Regions from separate parts of the Homo sapiens genome. Here all the other regions are linked to region 1. A link is an interaction called in ENCODE POLR2A ChIA-PET data of the cell type or tissue named here. Cell type or tissue: CD4-positive, alpha-beta T cell. All regions are shown on one strand. Links, peaks and the distances in the headings refer to the core of each region. The heading gives the core; the rest is flanking DNA.

Region 1 (6,446 bases), core at 820-5,819:
CAGCTAATTTTTTGTATTTTTAGTAGAGACGGGGTTTCACCATATTGGCCAGCCTGGTCTCGAACGCTTGACCTCAGGCAATCCACTTGCCTTGGCCTCCCAAAGTGCTGGGATTATAGTCATGAGCCACTGCACCAGCCTCTGTTTTTTATTTTTTAATTCTGAATACCACCAATGAAAAGTGTTCAATCTTTATACAGACATTTGAAAATTTTTAAGTAAGTTTAATGGTTTCCTAGACATGATATCAAAAAGCAGAAGCAAAAGAAAAAATATCTGAATTGGACACCATCAAAATTAAAAATTTTTGCATTTCAAAGACACCATCAAGAAAGTGAAAAGACAGGCCAGGTGCAGTGGCTCATGCCTGTAATCCCAGCACTTTGGAAGACCATCCTGGCTAACACGGTGAAACCCTGCCTCTACCACAAATATAAAGAAATTAGCTGGGCGTGGTGGTGGGTGCTTGTAGTCCCAGCTACTCAGGAGGCTGAGGCTGGAGAATGGCGTGAACCCGGGAGGTGGAGCTTGCAGTGAGCCGAGATCACGCCACCGCACTCCAGCCTGGGCAACAGAGCAAGACTTTGTCTCAAAAAAAAAAAAAAAAAAAGAAAGTGAAAAGACAACCTAGAAAATGGGAGAAACATTTTGCAAATCATTTATCTGATAAGGGATTTGTATCTAGAATAGATGAAGAACTCCTATAATTCAATAATAAAAAGACAACCCAATTACAAAATGGGCAAAAGATCTGAATAGACATTTCTCCAAAGAAGATATGCAAACAGCTTACAAGCACATAAAAAGATGTTGATCATCATTAGCCACCAGGGAAATGCAAATAAAACCACAATGAGATATTACTTCACTCCTACTAGAATGGCAGGATTAAAAAGGCAGATAATAACAAGCATTAGCAAGGATATGAAGAAACTGGAATCTTTCTACATTGACCGTAGGAACAATAAAATGGTGCAGCCATTTTAGAAAGCAGTCTGACAGTTTCCCAAAAGCTTAAACAGAGTTACCATATGAACCTGCAATTCCACTCCAAGAAAAATGAAAACATATGTACATATGTTCACACAAAAACTTGTGCCTGAATGTTCATAGCAGCATCAATCATAATAGCCAAAAGGGGTTAGTTGTGGTGGCTCATGCCTGTAATCCCAGCACTTTGGGAAACTGAGGTGGGAGGATCGCTTGAGCCCAGGAATTCAAGACTAGCCTGGGCAACATAGGGAGATCCCATCTCTACAAAAACTACAAAAATTAGCCAGGTGTGGTGTGTGTGCCTGTAGTCCCAGCTACTCAGAAGGCTGTGGGGAGATCATTTGTGCCTGGGAGGTTGAGGCTGCAGTGAGCCGTGATGGCGCCACTGCACTCCAGCCTGGGTGACAGAGTGAGATCTTGTCCCCCCCCCTCCAAAAAAAAAAAAAAAAAAGTCAAAAGGTGGAAACAACTCAAATATTTATCAACCGATGAATGGATAAATAAAATGTAGCATCCATACAATGGAATATTACTTAGCAACAAAAGGAAATGAGCCAGATGTGGTGGCTCACACTTGCAATTCTAGCACTTTGGGAGGCTGAGATGGGAGGACTGCTTGAGCTCAGGAGTTTGAGATCAGCCTGTGCAACATGGCAAGATCCTGTCTCTACACACACATGCGCGCGTGCACACACACACACACACACACACAATTAGCCGGGTGTGGCCAGGCGCGGTGGCTCAAGCCTCTAGCCTCTAATCCCAGCACTTTGGGAGGCTGAGGCAGGTGGAGCATGAGGTCAGGAGTTCAAGAACAGCCTGGACAAGATGGTGAAACCCCGTCTCTACTAAAAAAAGTACAAAAAAAATTAGCCGGGTGTGGTGGTGGGTGCCTATAATCCCAGCTACACGGGAGGCTGAGACAGAGAATTGCTTGAACTGGGAGGCAGACGTTGCAGTGAGCCGAGACTGTGCCACTGCTCTCCAGCCTGGGTGACAGAGCAAGACTCCATCTCAAAAAAAGAAAAACAGAAAGAAAAAAAAATTAGCCGGGTGTGGGTGTGGTGGTATGTGCCTGTGGTCTCAGCTACTTGAGAGGCAGAAGGACAGTTTGGGCCGAGGAAGTTGAGGGTGTAGTCAGTGCACCATCTTTGTCCACTGCACACCAGCCCGGGCAAGAGTGAAACCCCGCCTTAAAAAAAGAGAGGAAATGAAATACCGATACATTCTACAACATGGATGAACCTTAAAAACATTATGCTAAGTGACAGATGCCCAGTCAAAAGGGACTACATTTTTATGATTCCATTTATATGAAATGTCTAGAATAGGCAAATTTATGGAGACAGAAAGTAGATTAGTGGTTACTTACAGCTAGGGAGAAGATTCGGGGGTAGGGAAGTGATAGCTAAAGGATGTAGGTTTCTTTTTGAAGTGATGACTATATTCTAAAATTGTGGTTATGGCTGCACATATCTATTTATATACTAAAACCACTGAATTGTACACTTAAAATGGGTGAACTCTATGGTATAGGAATTATCTCTCAATAAAGCTGGTTTTTTTTTTTTTTTTTTTAATGATACGATTATCAGCCTTGCCCAGACTCACTTCTTCACAGGTAGGAACTTTGTTTGCAGAAACCTGGAGAGCCTCCCACAGTGCAGAATCGTGACTCCATGCTAAACTCTCCAAAATCTGTTCTTCAATGCTGTTTAGGTGTTTCACCATGTCCCTTGAGAGCCCCTCTTCTGAGCGGATCACCACCTCAATAACCTGCAGAGGAGAAAGTGAGAAGGCAATGTGGTTTCAAGCAGTTAGTTCTAGTCTGGACTTGCATGTAGGACTAGCTGTGGCTTTCTTCTTCTTCTTCTTTTTTTTGAGACGGAGTTTCCCTCTGTTGCCCAGGCTGGAGTACAGTGGTGTGATCTTGGCTCACTGCAACCTCTGCCTCCCAGGTTCAAGTGATTCTCCTGCCTCAGCCTCCCGAGTAGCTGGGATTACAGGCACCTGCCACCACACCTGGCTAATTTTTGTAGTTTTTAGTAGAGCCGAGGTTTCACCATGTTGGCTAGGCTGGTCTAGAACTCCTGACCTCAGGTGATCTGCCCGCCTAGGCCTCCCAAAGTGCTGGGACTACAGTTGTGAGCCACTGCGCCCGGCCACTGTGGCCTTATTCTGTGGCACAGAACCAAAGTCATCTTTGAACCATAATTCTGTGGCTTACTAACATCTTCTAATTTATAAAGGAGTTTTTAAGTTCTTTAAAATATGTTCACATATATTTCTGTTTTTCACGTTTTATATTATAAATGACAACTTGAGGCAACGATAGGTGAAAACTGGTCAACAGACCAACAGTGGGAGAAGTCAGGTCTTGGGTTCCAAGTCTAGTTCTATTTTGAATGTATTGCTCCTTTCCAGACTATTTTTTCCACTAACTCAAAATAACAGAATGAATGAACTATTTAAAGTGACTTTGCGTATATACACTATAATTCCATTTTATAAGGGAAGTATCTAGAATAAAGTTTATATACACAAAATATTAATAATATGATTGTTAATAGATTATGATGTATGACTTTAATATTCACATTTATTTACTTATTTATTTATTTATTTATTTATTTATTTATTTATTTATTTTGAGACGGAGTCTCACTCTGTCACCCAGGCTGGAGTGCAGCGGCGCCATCTCGGCTCACTGCAATCTCTGCCTCCCAGGTTCAAGCGATTCTCCTGCCTCAGCCTCCCGGGTAGCTGGGACTACAGGCACGTGCCCCCATGCCTGGCTAATTTTTTGTATTTTTAGTAGAGATGGGGTTTTACTATATTAGCCAGGATGGTCTCAATCTCCTGACCTCATGATCCGCCCGCCTTGGCCTCCCAAAGTGCTGGGATTATAGGCATGAGCCACCGTGCCTGGCCCACATTTATGTTTATGATTTTCTTCAATGAGCACATATCATTTATGTCATTTAAAAAAACAAAGGAGGCCGACACAGTGGCTCATGCCTGTAATCCCAGCACTTTAGGAGGCCACAGTGAGAGGATTGCTTGAGACCAGGAGTTCGAGACCAGCCTGGGCAACATAGTGAAACCGAGTCTCTATTGAAAAAAAAGGCATTTAGCTGCTTGAATAAAATAAGGATGTTATAAATAAAAACCAATTACTATGAGGTTGTTGACAAAACTAAACTTTTTCCTAATGGCAAAAGTTGAATACACACATTAACATTAAAGTGAGTGTATAGTAGAATCACTTCTCCCTAAGAAACCTAAAAATACTTTAATCACACTCAGTAATTCACACAGATAAGCTTTCCAATGACCTGCATTTTCTACAACTTTAATTCAGGCATACTTTAGGTATAAAAATTTAACTCTTCAAACCAATTTTTCTATCACCAGTAGAAAAGTACCTAGATGACTAAATATTAACTAAATCATGCCAAGAAGCGTAACAGTAGCATTAGTCTTAAAGTTCGATACTATGTAACATTAAACGTTATTGACTGTGATGACTAAACGTTATTGAGGGTGATGATGTAGTTCAATAGCTATGACCTCTGTTTTATTTTGAAAAGATTAACAAAAATAGTTCTAGCAAGAAAAATAAAGGTAAGGTAAGTAAGATTCATTCACACTGAATTAGCTCAAACTTGGGGAAGAAGCATAATCTATTATTACGGCTTTATTAGTTAGACCACCACCAAAATCAATTTTAGGTCTTCCTTCCTCTTGGTAGAAAGCGTTTTTTGTTCTTCATCATGCATTTGTTTAATAGGATTATAATTTTCATTCATAAATATGGAAAATTTGAAGTTAAGTACTAGTTCCAGGTCACATTTTCAAGTCCGTGTTAACAAAGGAACTGAAGCTGTAAGATTGACTTAATTTACTGATACTCTCACCTTCTCTCTCTCTTTTTTTTTCTTTGAAACAGGGTCTTGCTTAGGTGCCCAGGCTGGAGTGTGGTGGCATAATCATACCTCACTGTAACCTCAAACTCCTGGACTCAAGCCATCCTCCAGCCTCAGTTTTCCAAAGTGCTGGGATTATAGGTGTGAGCCACTGTATGCTCAACTCTCTCTTGTGTTCTTGGTTTCACCCAAGAGGAATATATATTATCTTTTTTTTTTTTTTTGAGACAGAATTTTGCTCCTGTCGTCTAGGCTGGAGTGTAATTGTATGATCTCCGCTCACTGCAAACCTCCACCTCCCAGGTTAAAGCAATTCTCCTGCCTCAGCCTCTCAAGCAGCTGAGATTACAGGTGCTCGCCACAATGCCTGGCTAATTTTTTTTGGTATTTTTAGTAGAGACGGAGTTTCACCATTTTGGCCAGGCTGGTCTCGAACTCCTGACCTCAGATAATCCTCCCACCTTGGCCTTTCAAAGTGCTGGGATTACAGGCGTGAGCCACCATGCCTAGCCAGGAATATATATTTTCAGAACACATCTGGAAACACTTTCCAGATATCACAACAGTGTTTTTCTTCAGCACTAAGATAAATACAATGTTTCTGTGAGAAACACTGTTTTCATCTCATAACAGAACTTTGTTTTCATCTCACCTTATAAAAGTAAAATGGTTGCAAGTTGAGAACTTCAATAATCCAAGGAAAAGTACGAGGTGAGCTATAGGCAAAGAGCACAATTTCCAAACAACAAGCCATCAAGGAACGATGAAATATATCTTGCTCTAAAAGAACCTGGGGGAAGAGAAAGACCACAGTTTAATATTTTTCAGCAATTTCAGTCTTTGCCATTCCATAAAGAAACCTATAAAAACAAGAAAAAATAACGTGCAAATTATATTACACTAGATTACTGGAGATAAAAATTTGAGTTCTCAAATTGGTAGTTTTCCTATAATACCTATTCTTGCTCAGTGGGTAGGGAATAAATTTAAATAAGGTGTACATAACAATCTGCTTTGAAATCTGAACAAATAATAAAAGTCAGTATTCCCATCAACAGAAAAGCATTAGAATTGGTTATTTTTCTTAATGACAGTTAATTGTTTTGTCAACATAAGGGTTTATTTATCAAAACACAGAAATGAAAGGTAATATGTCACAGTTTAGACAAAACTGTTCAGAAAAAGAAATACTTCACTGAGAAAGTAAAAGTCCTACTTTACCATTAAGTTTAATATAAGTTTTCAGTTTTAAAAATGGTATTTGTTGCCTTCTTTCTTTCAAATATCACCCTAGATTGGCTGAGTGTGGTGGCTCACCCCTGTAATCTCGGCACTTTGGGAGGCCGAGGCAGGTGGATTGCTTGAGGTCAGGAGTTCAAGACCAGCTTGGCCATGATGGTGAAACCCCGTCTCTACTAAAAATACAAAAATTAGCTGGGTGTGGTGGCGCGTGCCTGTGATCCCAGTTACTCCGGAGGCTGAGGCAGTGGAATCACTTAAACCTGTGAGGCAGAGGTTGCAATGAGC
Region 2 (6,446 bases), core at 831-5,830, 69 kb before region 1:
TGGGCTCAAGCATGTGCATTAATCCTGTTGCCCACTCCAGCCTGGGCAACAGGAGCAAAACAGTGTCTCAAAAAAAAAAAAAAAAAAATTAGCCAGGTCTGGTGGCGCATGCCTGTAATGGCAGCTACTCGGGAGGCTGAGTCCTGAAAATTGCTTGAACCTGAGAGGTGGAGATTGCAGTGAGCTGAGACTGCCAGTGCACTCCAGCCTAGGCAACATGGTGAGACCGTCTCAAAAAAAAAAGACTGACAGCTCCTAGGCCAAACTTAGCAAAGTAAGACAATGAATTTTTCTTGTCATCGTTTTAAATAGAGTAACAGAGAAAGTAGGAATGATTATCTTAAAACCTCAACAACTATTTTCTTCTATGTCCCTTTCATTTAAATACTATACAACAGGCTGGGCGCGGTGGCTCACGCCTGTAATCTCAGCATTTTGGGAGGCAGAGGCAGGCAGATCAGCTAAGGTCAGGAGTTTGAGATCAGCCTGACCAACATGGTGAAACCCCGTCTCTACTAAAAATACAAAATTAGCCAGGTTGGTGATGCATGCCTGTAATCCCAGCGACTCCGGAGGCTAAGGCAGGAGAATTGCTTGAATCTGGGAAGCAGAGGTTGCAGTGAACTGAGATCACACCACTGCACTCCAGCCTGGGTGACAGAGCAAGACTCTGTCTCAAAAAATAAAATAAAATAAAATAAAAAATATTATACAACAAAACAAGGACAGAGTGAGACTAAGCACACAATAATTTCAGCTATTTTAAAAGAGTATCTAGGAAGTGGCAGAATTGAAGTTAATTAAACAAGAGAAAAAACTTAATGGCCAGGCACGGTGGCTCTTGCCTGTAATCTCAACAACACTTTGGGAGGCCGAGACCGGCGGATCACCTGAGGTGATCAAGACCAGCCTGATGAACATAGTGAAACCCCATCTCTACTAAAATACAAAAAATTAGCTGTGCGTGGTGGCCCGCACCGGTAATCCCAGTTACTCAGGAGGCTGAAGCATGAGAATCACTTGAACCCACGAGGCGGAGATTGCAGTGAGCTGAGATCGCACCACTGTACTCCAACCTAGGCAACAGAGCAAGACTCCATCTCAAAAAAATAAAGAAAATTTTTATTTATTTATTTATTTATTTTTTGAGACGGAGTCTCGCTCTGTCGCCCAGGCTGAAGTGCAGTGGCCTGAGCTCTGCTCCCTGCAAGCTCCGCCTCCCGGGTTCACGCCATTCTCCTGCCTCAGCCTCCCGAGTAGCTGGGACTACAGGCGCCCGCTACCGCGCCCGGCTAATTTTTTATATTTTTAATAGAGACGGGTTTTCACCGTGTTAGCCAGGATGGTCTCAATCTCCTGACCTCGTGATCCCCCTGTCTCAGCCTCCCAAAGTGCTGGGATTACAGGTGTGAGCCACCGCGCCCAGCCAAAAATAAAGAAAAAATTTAAGAAAATTAAAAAAGAAAAAAGAGCATCATCTCCCATTTCCAAGATTGGTTTCTAGATACAGTAATCCGGTAACTTTCACCATTAGAATCTTTAAACCAGTGCAACACTTGTACATATATTGATTTTAAGTACACAAATGAAGGCCCAACAGTGAGAGAAGGCTTAGGATCAAAAATCACTAGAAAGTCTCAGTTTTTTTGTTACTACTTAATCACTTAATTTTAATAATAGTAAAACAGGCCAGGCACAGTGGCTCATACCTGTAATCCCAGCGCTTTTGGAGGCCAAGGTGGACGGATCACTTGAGGTCAGGAGTTCCAGACCCTCTTGGCCAACATGGCAAAACCCTGTCTCTACTAAAAATACAAAAATTAGCCAGACATGGTGGCGTTCGCCTGTAGTCCCAGCTATTTGGGAGGCTGAGGCAGGAGAAATGAACCTGGGAGGCGGAGGTTGCATTGAGATCGTGCCACTGCACTCCAGCCTGGGCCACAGAGCGGGACTCCATCTCATAAAAAAAGCTTTGTAGGCCGGGCGCAGTGGCTCAAGCCTATAATCCCAGCACTTTGGGAGGCTGAGGCAGGTGGATCACGAGGTCAGGAGATCGAGACCAGCCTGGCCAATATGGTGAAACCTCGTCTCTACTAAAAAATACAAAAATTAGCCAGGTGTGATGGCACGTGCCTGTGGTCCCAGCTACTCAGGAGGCTGAGGCAGAAGAATCGCTTGAACCCGGGAGGCAGAGGTTGCAGTGAGCCAAGATCATGCCACTGTACTCTAGCCTGGGTGACAGAGCAAGAATCCATCTCAAAAAAAAAAAAAAAAGAAAGTTAGGCAGGTGAAATGCTGCTTGCCTGTAGTCCCAGCTACTTGAGAAGCTGAGGTGGGAGGATTGCTTGAGCCCAGAAGCTTGAGGCTGCAGGGAGCTCTAATCACGCCACTGCACTCCAGCCTGGGTGACACATCGTGAGCCTGTCTCAAAAACTAATAAAAGTAAAATAAAATTAATTTTGAAGTTAAGCTGCTCCATTATAAAAGGTCACCTGTTTTTAATTGTTTATTACAATTTTTTTTTACATGAAGGAAATTATGCAAATCTTAAGTCGTAAAACATGATGAATTTTTCCAGCTTTATTACATGCAATAAAATACAATAAAATAAACCTGTCTTAAGTGTACAGTTTTACATAAAATAAAATTTACATACAATAAAATACACCTGTCTTAAGTGCACAATTCGATGAATTTTAGTGATGCATATAGCTGTAAAACTACCACCACAAACAAAATATAGAATATTTCCATCACTCTAAAAAGTTTTCTCATGCCCTTTGATCTTCTTCCCTGCCCTCCCCACATCCTTCCTGCCACACGCCCAGGCAACTGTTGCTCTGTTTTATGTCACTATGATTTTGCCTTTTTGAAAATTTCATGTAAATATTTTTATATATGCAAAGTATATAGTCTTTTGTATTTTAGTTCTTTTACTTAGTATTATGTTTTTGAGATTCATCTTTATTGCATGTATCAATATTTATTTTCTATTGCTGAGCAATCTTCCTTTGTAACCAGTTAATGGATGTTTGGGTTGTTTGCAGGGTTTGATTAATATGAATAACTATCAATATAAACATTTGTGTGCAGTCTTTCAACATTTTTTTCCCTCTGTTGCCCAGACTGGAGTGTGGTGGTGTGATCATGGCTCACTGCAGCCTCAACTTCCTGGGCTCAAGCAATCCTCCTACCTCAGCCTCCCAAGTAGCTGGGACTACAGGAGTGTGCTATTTTTTTTTTTTATTTTTTTTATTTTTTATTTTTTATTTTTTTATTTTTTTATTTTTTTATTGATCATTCTTGGGTGTTTCTCGCAGGGGGGGATTTGGCAGGGTCATAGGACAATAGTGGAGGGAAGGTCAGCAGATAAACAAGTGAACAAAGGTCTCTGGTTTTCCTAGGCAGAGTGTTTGTGTCCCTGGGTACTTGAGATTAGGGAGTGGTGATGACTCTTAACCAGCATGCTGCCTTCAAGCGTCTGTTTAACAAAGCACATCTTGCACCACCCTTAATCCATTTAACCCTGAGTGGACACAGCACATGTTTCAGAGAGCACAGGGTTGGGGGTAAGGTCACAGATCAACAGGATCCCAAGGCAGAAGAATTTTTCTTAGTACAGAACAAAATGAAAAGTCTCCCATGTCTACTTCTTTCTACACAGACACGGCAACCATCCGATTTCTCATTCTTTTTCCCACCTTTCCCCCTTTTCTATTCCACAAAACCGCCATTGTCATCATGGCCCGTTCTCAGTGAGCTGTTGGGTACACCTCCCAGACGGGGTGGTGGCCGGGCAGAGGGGCTCCTGACTTCCCAGTAGGGGCGGCCGGGCAGAGGCGCCCCTCACCTCCCGGACAGGGCGGCTGGCCGGGCAGGGGGCTGACCCCCCCACCTCCCTCCCGGACGGGGCGGCTGGCCGGGAGGGGGGCTGACCCCCCCACCTCCCTCCCGGACTGGGCGGCTGGCCGGGCGGGGGGCTGACCCCCCACCTCCCTCCCGGACGGGGCGGCTGGCCGGGCAGAGGGGCTCCTCACTTCCCAGTAGGGGCAGCCGGGCAGAGGCGCCCCTCACCTCCCGGACGGGGCAGCTGGCCGGGCGGGGGGCTGACCCCCCCACCTCCCTCCCGGACGGGGCGGCTGGCCAGGCAGAGGGGCTCCTCACTTCCCAGTAGGGGCAGCCGGGCAGAGGCGCCCCTCACCTCCCAGACGGGGCGGCTGGCCGGGCGGGGGGCTGACCCCCCCACCTCCCTCCCGGACAGGGCGGCTGGCCAGGCAGAGGGGCTCCTCACTTCCCAGTAGGGGCGGCCGGGCAGAGGCGCCCCTCACCTCCCGGACGGGGCGGCTGGCCGGGTGGGGGGCTGACCCCCACCTCCCTCCCGGACAGGGTGGCTGCTGGGCGGAGACGCTCCTCACTTCCCAGACGGGGTGGCAGCAGGGCGGAGGGGCTCCTCACTTCTCAGACGGGGCGGTTGCCAGGCGGGGGGTCTCCTCACTTCTCAGACAGGGCGGCCGGGCAGAGACGCTCCTCACCTCCCAGACAGGGTCGCGGCCGGGCCGAGGCGCTCCTCACATCCCAGACGGGGCAGCAGGGCAGAGGCACTCCCCACATCTCAGACGATGGGCAGCCGGGCAGAGACGCTCCTCACTTCCTAGATGGGATGGCGACCGGGAAGAGGCGCTCCTCACTTTCCAGACTGGGCAGCCAGGCAGAGGGGCTCCTCACATCCCAGACGATGGGCGGCCAGGCAGAGACGCTCCTCACTTCCCAGACGGGGTAGCGGCCGGGCAGAGGCTGCAATCTCGGCACTTTGGGGGGCCAAGGCAGGCGGCTGGGAGGTGGAGGTTGTAGCGAGCCGAGATCACGCCACTGCACTCCAGCCTGGGCACCATTGAGCACTGAGTTAACGAGACTCTGTCTGCAATCCCGGCACCTCGGGAGGCCGAGGCTGGCGGATCACTCGCGGTCAGGAGCTGGAGACCGGCCCGGCCATCACAGCGAAACCCCGTCTCCACCAAAAAAATACGAAAACCAGTCAGGCGTGGCGGCGCGCGCCTGCAATTGCAGGCACTCGGCAGGCTGAGGCAGGACAATCAGGCAGGGAGGTTGCAGTGAGCCGAGATGGCAGCAGCACAGTCCAGCTTCGGCTCGGCATGAGAGGGAGACCGTGGAAAGAGAGGGAGAGGGAGACCGTGGAAAGAGAGGGAGAGGGAGAGGGAGAGGGAGACCGTGGAAAGAGAGGGAGAGGGAGAGGGAGACCGTGGAAAGAGGGGAGAGGGAGAGGGGGAGGGTGAGGGAGAGGGAGAGGGAGAGAGAGAGAGGGAGCGAGTGTGCTATTTTTTTGTATGTTTTGTAGAGACGGAGTCACGCCATGTTGCCCAGGTTGGTCTTGAACTCCTGGCCTCAAGTGACCCATCCGCCTCAGCCTCCCAAAGTGCTGGGATCACAACAAGCATGAGCCACCGCCCCCGGCCTGATCATACATTTTTATTTCCCTTTAATTTTGTATGTGTTGGGTTCATGGGTCAAATGGTAAGTATATGTCAAACTTCATAAGATATTGCCATATTCTTTCCCAAAGTGGCTACTACCCATTTTGCATTCCAACCAGCAATGTGTAAAAGTTCTAGTTGTTCTACATCAAGGCCATCTTTAGAAGTGAATCTTCCCAGACTTTAAAAAACATGCATATATTATGTATTTTTAATGTAAAAATGGTTCACAGATATCACTTAATATATCAGGGTCATCCTTGTATTGTCTAAATTAGACTTCTGTGACAATTTTTTTAATTAATTTTTTTTGAGACAGAGTTTCATTCGTGTTGCCCAGGCTAGAGTGCAATGGCACGATCTCGGCTCACCGCAACCTTCACCTCCCAGGTTCAAGCGATTCTCCTGCCTCAGCCTTCCAAGTAGCTGGGATTATAGTGATGTGCCACCACACCCGGCTAATTTTTTCGTATTTTAGTAGAGACGGGGTTTCTCCATGTTGGTCAGGCTGGTCTGGAACTTCTGACCTCAGGTCTCGAATTTCCGCCCACCTCGGCCTCCCAAAGTGCTGGGATTACAGGTGTGAGCTACCGGGCCTGGCATTCTGTGACAATTTTAATGTTGTGTTCCAATGTCTGAATCTCCCATTATTTATGTATTTATTATTTATTTTGAGATGGAGTTTTGCTCTTGTCGCCCAGGTTGGAGTGCAGTGGCACAATCTTGGCTCACTGCAACCTCCGCCTCCCAGGTTCAAGCGATTCTCCTGCCTCAGCCTCCTGAGTAGCTGGGATTATAGGCGCCCACCACCATGCCCAGCTAATTTTTGTATTTTTAGTAGAGACGGGGTTTCACTAGGTTGGCCAGGCTGGTCTCCAACTCCTGACCTCAGGTGATCCACATGCCTCGGCCTCCCAAAGTGCTGGGATTACAGGCATGAGCCACCACCCCCAG
Region 3 (6,446 bases), core at 440-5,439, 110 kb before region 1:
ACTAGGGCCAGGTGTGGTGGCTCATGCCTGTAATCCCAGCACTTTGGGAGGCTGAGGTGGGTGGATCACTTTGAGTCAGGAGTTCGAGACCAGCCCGGCCAACATGGTAAAAACCCTGTCTCTACTAAAAATACAAAAAATTAGCCGGGCTTGGTGGCGGGCACCTGTAGTCCCAGCTACTCGGGAGGCTGAGACAGGAGAATGGCGTGAACCTGGGAAGCGGAGCTTGCAGTGAGCCAAGATCACACCACTACACCCCAGCCTGGGTGACAGAGCAAGACTCCATCTCAAAAGAAAAAAAAAGGGGCTGGGCGCGGTGGCTCATGCCTGTAATCCCAGCACTTTGGGAGGCCGAGGCGGGTAGATCACGAGGTCAGGAGTTCAAGACAAGCCTGGCTAAGATGGTGAAACCCTGTTTCTACTAAAAATACAAAAATTAGGCGGGTGTGGTGGCAGGCGCCTGTAATACTACCTACTCAGGAGGCTGAGGCAGGAGAATCGCTTGAACCCGGGAGGCGGAGGTTGCAGTGAGCCGAGATTGCGCCACTGCACTCCAGCCTGGGCAACAGAGCGAGATTCTGTCTCGGGAAAAAAAAAAAAGAAAATCCACTGGGGTGCAGGAAGAAAAAATTAGAATTTCTCTTATAACTCTCAAGCTTAAAAAAATCTATCTTTGGCCGGGTGTGGTGGCTCATGCCTGTAATCTCAGCACTTTGGGAGGCTGAGGCGGGTGGATCACCTGAGGTCAGGAGTTTGAGACCAGCCTGACCAATATGGTGAAACCTCATCTCTACTAAAACTATAATAATTAGCTGGGCATGGTGGCATGTGCCTGTAGTCCCAGCTACTTGGGAGGCTGAGGCAGGAGAATGGCTTGAACCTGGGAGGTGGAGGTTGTGGTGAGCCAAGATCGTACCATTGCACTCCAGCCTGGGCAACAGAGCGAGACTCCATCTGAAAAAAAAAAAAAAAGAAGTGAGCCACTTAACTGGAGAGGGAAGTCTACCTAGACTAGCCTTGGCCCTGCTTTGCAAGTCACAGGCTACACATAAAGGCTCGCTAATGCAGTGCTCAGGCTCCTGGGGACTGGCAAAGGTTTCCCAATGATTCTCCCTCAAAATACCAAGAATCCATCAAATTTATCATCTAGGGGCTGGTATTGGTTCTTTGTAAGTCTCCGGGGGACATAAAAAGAGTGCCTACTTGCTTTAAGTATCTGGCTATCCAAACAGTGGCATGCACCTCCCTTCCCCTGCCCTGAGGGTACACACAAACTCTCAGAGTCCCTGAATAAGTAGGAATAAACTATAAGGATAGAGGTAAAAACCCCCATGATTTAAAAGGAACAGTCCCGGCCCAACGTGGTGACTTATGCCTGTATTCCCAACACTTTGGGAGGCCAAGGGAGGTGAATCACTTGAGGTCAGGAGTTCGAGACCAGTTTCAACAACATGATGAAACTGCATCTCTACTAAAAATAGAAAAAAATTAGCCAGGCGCTACTCGGGAGGCTGAGGCAGAAGAATCACTTGAACCCAGGAGGCGGAGGTTGCAGTGAGCCAAGATAGTGCCAACTGCACTCCAATCTGTGTGACAGAGCAAGACTCCATCTCAAAAATAAAAAAATAAATGGGACAGTCCCCTTTCTCTTTGTCACAGGAAAAGGATTATATTCTTTTGCTTGGATTAAAGTGGCCTAAGACCTCACATGGATCAGAAAAGACAAGGAGTTCTCTAAATGTGTTAATCCACTTGGGCAGATTAGAGATTATAAATATGAAAAAAAATGGATTTCACCAAATAACCGAAGGAAAAATGGTGATTTTATTTGATAAGAAGGACAAGGCCAGGCGCGGTGGCTTACACCTGTAATCCCAGCTCTCAGGGAGGAGAGGCGGGAGGATAGCTTGAGCCTAGGAGTTCGAGACCTGCCTGGGCAATATAGCGAGATCCTGTTCTCCACAAAAAGGAAGAAAAAAAAAGACCAAAAAAAAAAAAAAAAATAAGCATAAGAAGGATAAAAGAAAAATAAAATTCACATATCATCCTAAAAGCAGTAGTAAGAAAAACTCACTAGCAAAAAGCCCTTTCATATAACCTGTAGTAAACATGATGGCCGGGCACGGTGGCTCATGCCTGTAATCCCAGCACTTTGGGAGGCTGAGGCTGGTGGATCACCTGAGGTCAGGAGTTCGAGACCAGCCTGGCCAACATGGTGAAACCCCGTCTCTGCTAAAAATACAAAAATTAGCTGGATATGGTGGTGCATGCCTGTAATCCCAGCTACTCGGGAGGCTGAGGCACGAGAATTGCTTGAAACCAGGAAGCGGAGGTTGCAGTGAACCGATAATGAGCCACTCACTCCAGCGTGGGCAACAGAGCAAAACTCTGTCTCAAAAAAAAAACAACAACAAAAAAACCACTTTAGCAAAGATGTTTAACATGAGAAATTCACTGAAAGTTGCCAAGAAAATAAAATAGCAATGTTTTCTACTTATGAATCATTCTAGGAAGAAGCAACAGTACATTTATACTAACATCAACTGAAGAATTAAAATACAATTTCCATATTCTCTTGGTTGATCTGATTTTTTAACGTCAAAGAGAGGTAACATATGTTATGATTTTACATAACAACTTTGTCTCTTTGTACAGCTTACCGAGATCATGACAAAGTCCAGCAATCTGAACACAGAGAACATCTCGTTCACTTATCTGCAGCTCTGGTTGTTTTTCACCCAGTGCGTGAACTAGACATCCTGCTAGATACCCCACCCTGCAGAGCAAAAACACAAAAAGTCACTTTTCTGTTTGCAAGAGGAGTGATAGTTCTGGTCCTCAAGAACTTCAGTATGTTTCCTTAAACATTCTAACATACCTTTAGGGCAACTTTACTGAACAGTATATTTCAGAACTAGGCAGGAACACACACAAACGGAATCCCAAAAGCAGGACCTCTGGCTCAATATCACCAATCATTAGAGGAATGCACATCAAAACCACAGTGAGATACCACTTCACACCCCTTAGGATAGCTACTATTAAAAAAAGAAAACCAGAAAATAACAAGTGTTGGACATGATGTGAAGAAGTTGGAAGCCTGTGCACTGTTAGTGGGGATGTATTATGGTGTAGCTGCCATGGAAAACAGTATGGGTGCTCCACAAAAATTAAAAACGGAATTACCACAGTGATTTAGCAATTTCACTTCTGGGTATACACCCACAATAACGAAAGTAGGTCTTGAAAAGATTGGCTGGGCTCAGGGGCTCACGCCTGTAATCCCAGCACTTTGGGAGGCTGAGGCGGGCAGATCACTTGAGGTCAGGGGTTCGAGACCAGCCTGGCCAACATGTTGAAGCCCCATCTCTACTAAAAAATACAAAAATTAGCTCAGCATGGTGGCAGGTACCTGTAATCCCAGCTATTTGGGAGGCTGAGGCAGGAGAATTGCTTGAACCCAAGAGGTACAGGTTGCAGTGAGCCGAGATCTTGCCATTGCACTCCAGCCTGGGCAACAGAGCAAGATTCCGTCCCCACCACCCTCCCCCCAAAAAAAGAAAGAGAATATATTTGTACAGACATGTTCATAGCAGCACTACTCAAAATAGCCAAGAGGTAAAAGCAACAGGTATCCATCAACAAATGAATGTATAAACAAAATGTGGTAGATACATATGATAAAATATTATTCAACCTTAAAAAGGAAATAAAAAATAATTTAAAAATAAAAAATAAAAAATAAAAAAGGAAAGAAATACTGACACATGCTACAACATAGATGAACTTTGAGGAAATTATGCTAAGTGAAATAAGCCAGTGACAAAAAGACAAATATTATATGATTTCACTAAGATGAGGTACCTAGAGTAGCCAAATTCATAAACAAAAAAAAGAGGGCCGGGTGCGGTGGCTTATGCCTGTAATCCCAGCACTTTGGGAGGCTGAGGTGGGCAGATCACCTGAGGTCGGGAGTTCAAGAACAGCCTGGCCAATGTGGTGAAACTCCATCTCTACTAAAAATACAAAATTAGCTGGGCGTGGTGGCAGGTGCCAGCTACTTGGAAGGCTGTAATCCCAGCTACTTGGAAGGCTGAGGCAGCTACTTGGAAGGCTGCTTGGAAGGCTGTAATCCCAGCTACTTGGAAGGCTGAGGCAGGAGAATCACTTGAACCGAGGAGGCGGAGGTTGTGGTGAGCCGAGATTGCGCCATTGCACTCCAGCCTGGGCAACAAGAGCGAAACTCCGTCTCCAAAAAAAAAAAAAAAAAAAAAGTAGAATGGTAGTTACTAGGGGGTTGCGGGGGGTTGCGGGGGGAGACATGAAGAGTTGTTTAATACGTATACAGTTTCGTGTTTTTTTTTTTTTTTTTTTGAGATGGAGTCTCGCTGTGTTGCCCAGGCTGGAGTGCACTGGCCTGATCTCAGCTCACTGCAACCTCAGGAGTAGCTGGGATTACAGGTACACTCCACCATGCCCGGCTGGTTTTGTATTTTTAGTAGAGACGGGGTTTCGCCATGTTGCCCAGGCTGATCTTGAACTCCTGACCTCAGGTGATCCACTGGCCTCAGCCTCCCAAAGTGCTGGGATTCCAGGTGTGAGCCACTGCACCCGGCAAGTTTGGTTTTGTAAGATGATAAGAGTTTTGGCAAGTTTGGTTTTGTAAGATGATAAGAGTTTTGGCAAGTTTGGTTTTGTAAGATGATAAGAGTTTTGGCAATCGATTGGTTGCACAATGTGAATGCATTTAACCCTACTAAACTGTACACTTAAAAAACACTTAAGACTATGTATTTTCTATTCTGTGTATTTTACCACAGTTTTTTTTTAAAGTAGGAATATCTGGCTTTGTAATGTTTACAACATAATTGGAGATGAAGTACTTAAATGCACTTCCAGCACTTCCATCTGAGCCATTCCTAAATTCTTTTCCCCTGAACTCTGAGCTACATGAGGACAGAGGCGATTGTTATCTTTTTGTGGTTTGGTAGGGCTTAGTAAGGTTCGATAAATATTTGTTGATGAATGAACATTTGAGTATAGACACATGTTGTGCCTAACTAAAAATGCTTCTACACAAACAGAAAACCAAAGTAATATACTGTGAGTACTTCATGAAAATCTCAAAGACTGTCTATTCTTCCCTGTCCACTTCCTCCTGGCTCTACACTGCATAATGGAAATGCAGACCAACGTCTCAGCTTAGTTGTATGTAACAGAGGCATCGCCTTCTCTAAGATTATGAATGCTTTTTTAACTTACGCATTTCCTGACAGGTAAGAAAATGATCTGGTTTGAAAGAGCAACTCTGTACCAGAGTAAATAGAGAATACAGAAAAATTAAATAATCAAATATACATAATTAGTTGTATCAGCAACCGACCCATTAGCTTTTATTTATTTATTTATTTATTTTGAGACTGATTCTCACTCTGTCACCCAGGCTGGAGTGCAATGGTGCTATCTCAGTTCACTGCAACCTTGGCCTCCCGGGTTCAAGCTATTCTCCTGCCTCAGCCTCCCAAGTAGCTGCAGCGTGCGCCACCACGCCTTGCTAATTTTTGTATTTTTACTAGAGACGGGGTTTCACCATGTTGCTCAGGCTGGTCTCGAACTCATGATCTCAAGTGATCCGCCTGCCCCGGCCTCCCAAAGTGCTGAGATTGGCCGGGCACGGTGGCTCATGCCTGTAATCTCAGCATTTTGAGAGGCCGAGGCGGGCGGATCACGAGGTCAAGAAATCAAGACCACCCTGGCCAACGTGGTGAAACCCTGTCTCTACTAAAAAATACAAAAATTAGCCAGGCGTGGTGGTGGGCACCTGTAATCCCAGCTACTTGGGAGACTGAGGCAGGAGAATCACTTGAACCCTGGAGGCAGAGGTTGCAGTGAGCTGAGATCGTGCCATTGCACTCCAGCCTGGGCGACGGAGTGAGACTCCATCTCAAAAAAAAAAAAAGTGCTGGGATTACAGGTGTGAGCCACCACACCCAGCCCCTGTTAGCTTTTAATTAATATTTAAAAACAAATCCAACTGACCTGTCTATAGATACTTTCATTATTTTTCCAGGAAAGATCTGAGGTGGTTAAGAATACATAAAATAAATAAATTGCAACAAGGTAAATAAAAAGCCTCAATTTTGGGGCTGGGCACAGTGGCTCATACCTGTAATCCCAGTACTTTGGGAGGCCGAGGCAGGTGGCTCACAAGGTCAGGAGATCAAGACCAGCCTGGCCAAGATGGTGAAACCCCGTCTCTACTAAAATTACTAAAATTAGCCGGGTGTGGTGGTGGGCGCCTGTAATCCCAGCTGCTCAGGAGGCTGAGGTACAGAACTGCTTGAACCTGGGAGGTCGAAGTTGCAGTGAGCCAAGATTACGCCACTGCACTCCAGCCTAGTGAAAGAGACTCTGTCTCAAAAAAAAAAAAAAAAAAAAAAAAAAAG

Evidence for each region. Peaks named below come from ENCODE experiments on the same cell type or tissue, not always from the same donor. Only the 100,000 strongest peaks of a DNase experiment are listed, where the experiment ranks them.
Region 2: POLR2A ChIA-PET joins it to region 1 with 8 read pairs; 7 of 35 experiments call an interaction of 5 or more read pairs at or near these places.
Region 3: POLR2A ChIA-PET joins it to region 1 with 7 read pairs; 4 of 35 experiments call an interaction of 5 or more read pairs at or near these places.

What each region holds. Positions count from the first base shown.
Region 1 is chr20:37,041,482-37,047,927 of GRCh38, forward strand. RBL1 (RB transcriptional corepressor like 1) reads right to left here. Exons shown (of 22, transcript NM_002895.5): 12 at 5,572-5,709; 13 at 2,605-2,769. Among named protein-coding and RNA genes, the nearest start is that of RBL1, 51 kb to the right of the region's middle. RefSeq lists enhancers at 1,943-2,042, 2,783-2,952. In CD4-positive, alpha-beta T cell, for the core only: no CTCF peak of the experiment used is centred there; DNase peaks (open chromatin) are centred at 2,140 and 2,790; H3K4me3 peaks cover 1,260 bases; H3K27ac peaks cover 1,818 bases.
Region 2 is chr20:36,972,475-36,978,920 of GRCh38, forward strand. No RefSeq gene overlaps it. Among named protein-coding and RNA genes, the nearest start is that of SAMHD1, 24 kb to the left of the region's middle. RefSeq lists enhancers at 3,205-3,776, 3,777-4,347. In CD4-positive, alpha-beta T cell, for the core only: no CTCF peak of the experiment used is centred there; DNase peaks (open chromatin) are centred at 2,377 and 2,807; H3K4me3 peaks cover 653 bases; H3K27ac peaks cover 2,153 bases.
Region 3 is chr20:36,928,100-36,934,545 of GRCh38, forward strand. It overlaps SAMHD1 (SAM and HD domain containing deoxynucleoside triphosphate triphosphohydrolase 1), which reads right to left. Exons shown (of 16, transcript NM_015474.4): 5 at 2,661-2,776. Among named protein-coding and RNA genes, the nearest start is that of SAMHD1, 20 kb to the right of the region's middle. In CD4-positive, alpha-beta T cell, for the core only: no CTCF peak of the experiment used is centred there; a DNase peak (open chromatin) is centred at 2,732; H3K4me3 peaks cover 445 bases; H3K27ac peaks cover 3,142 bases.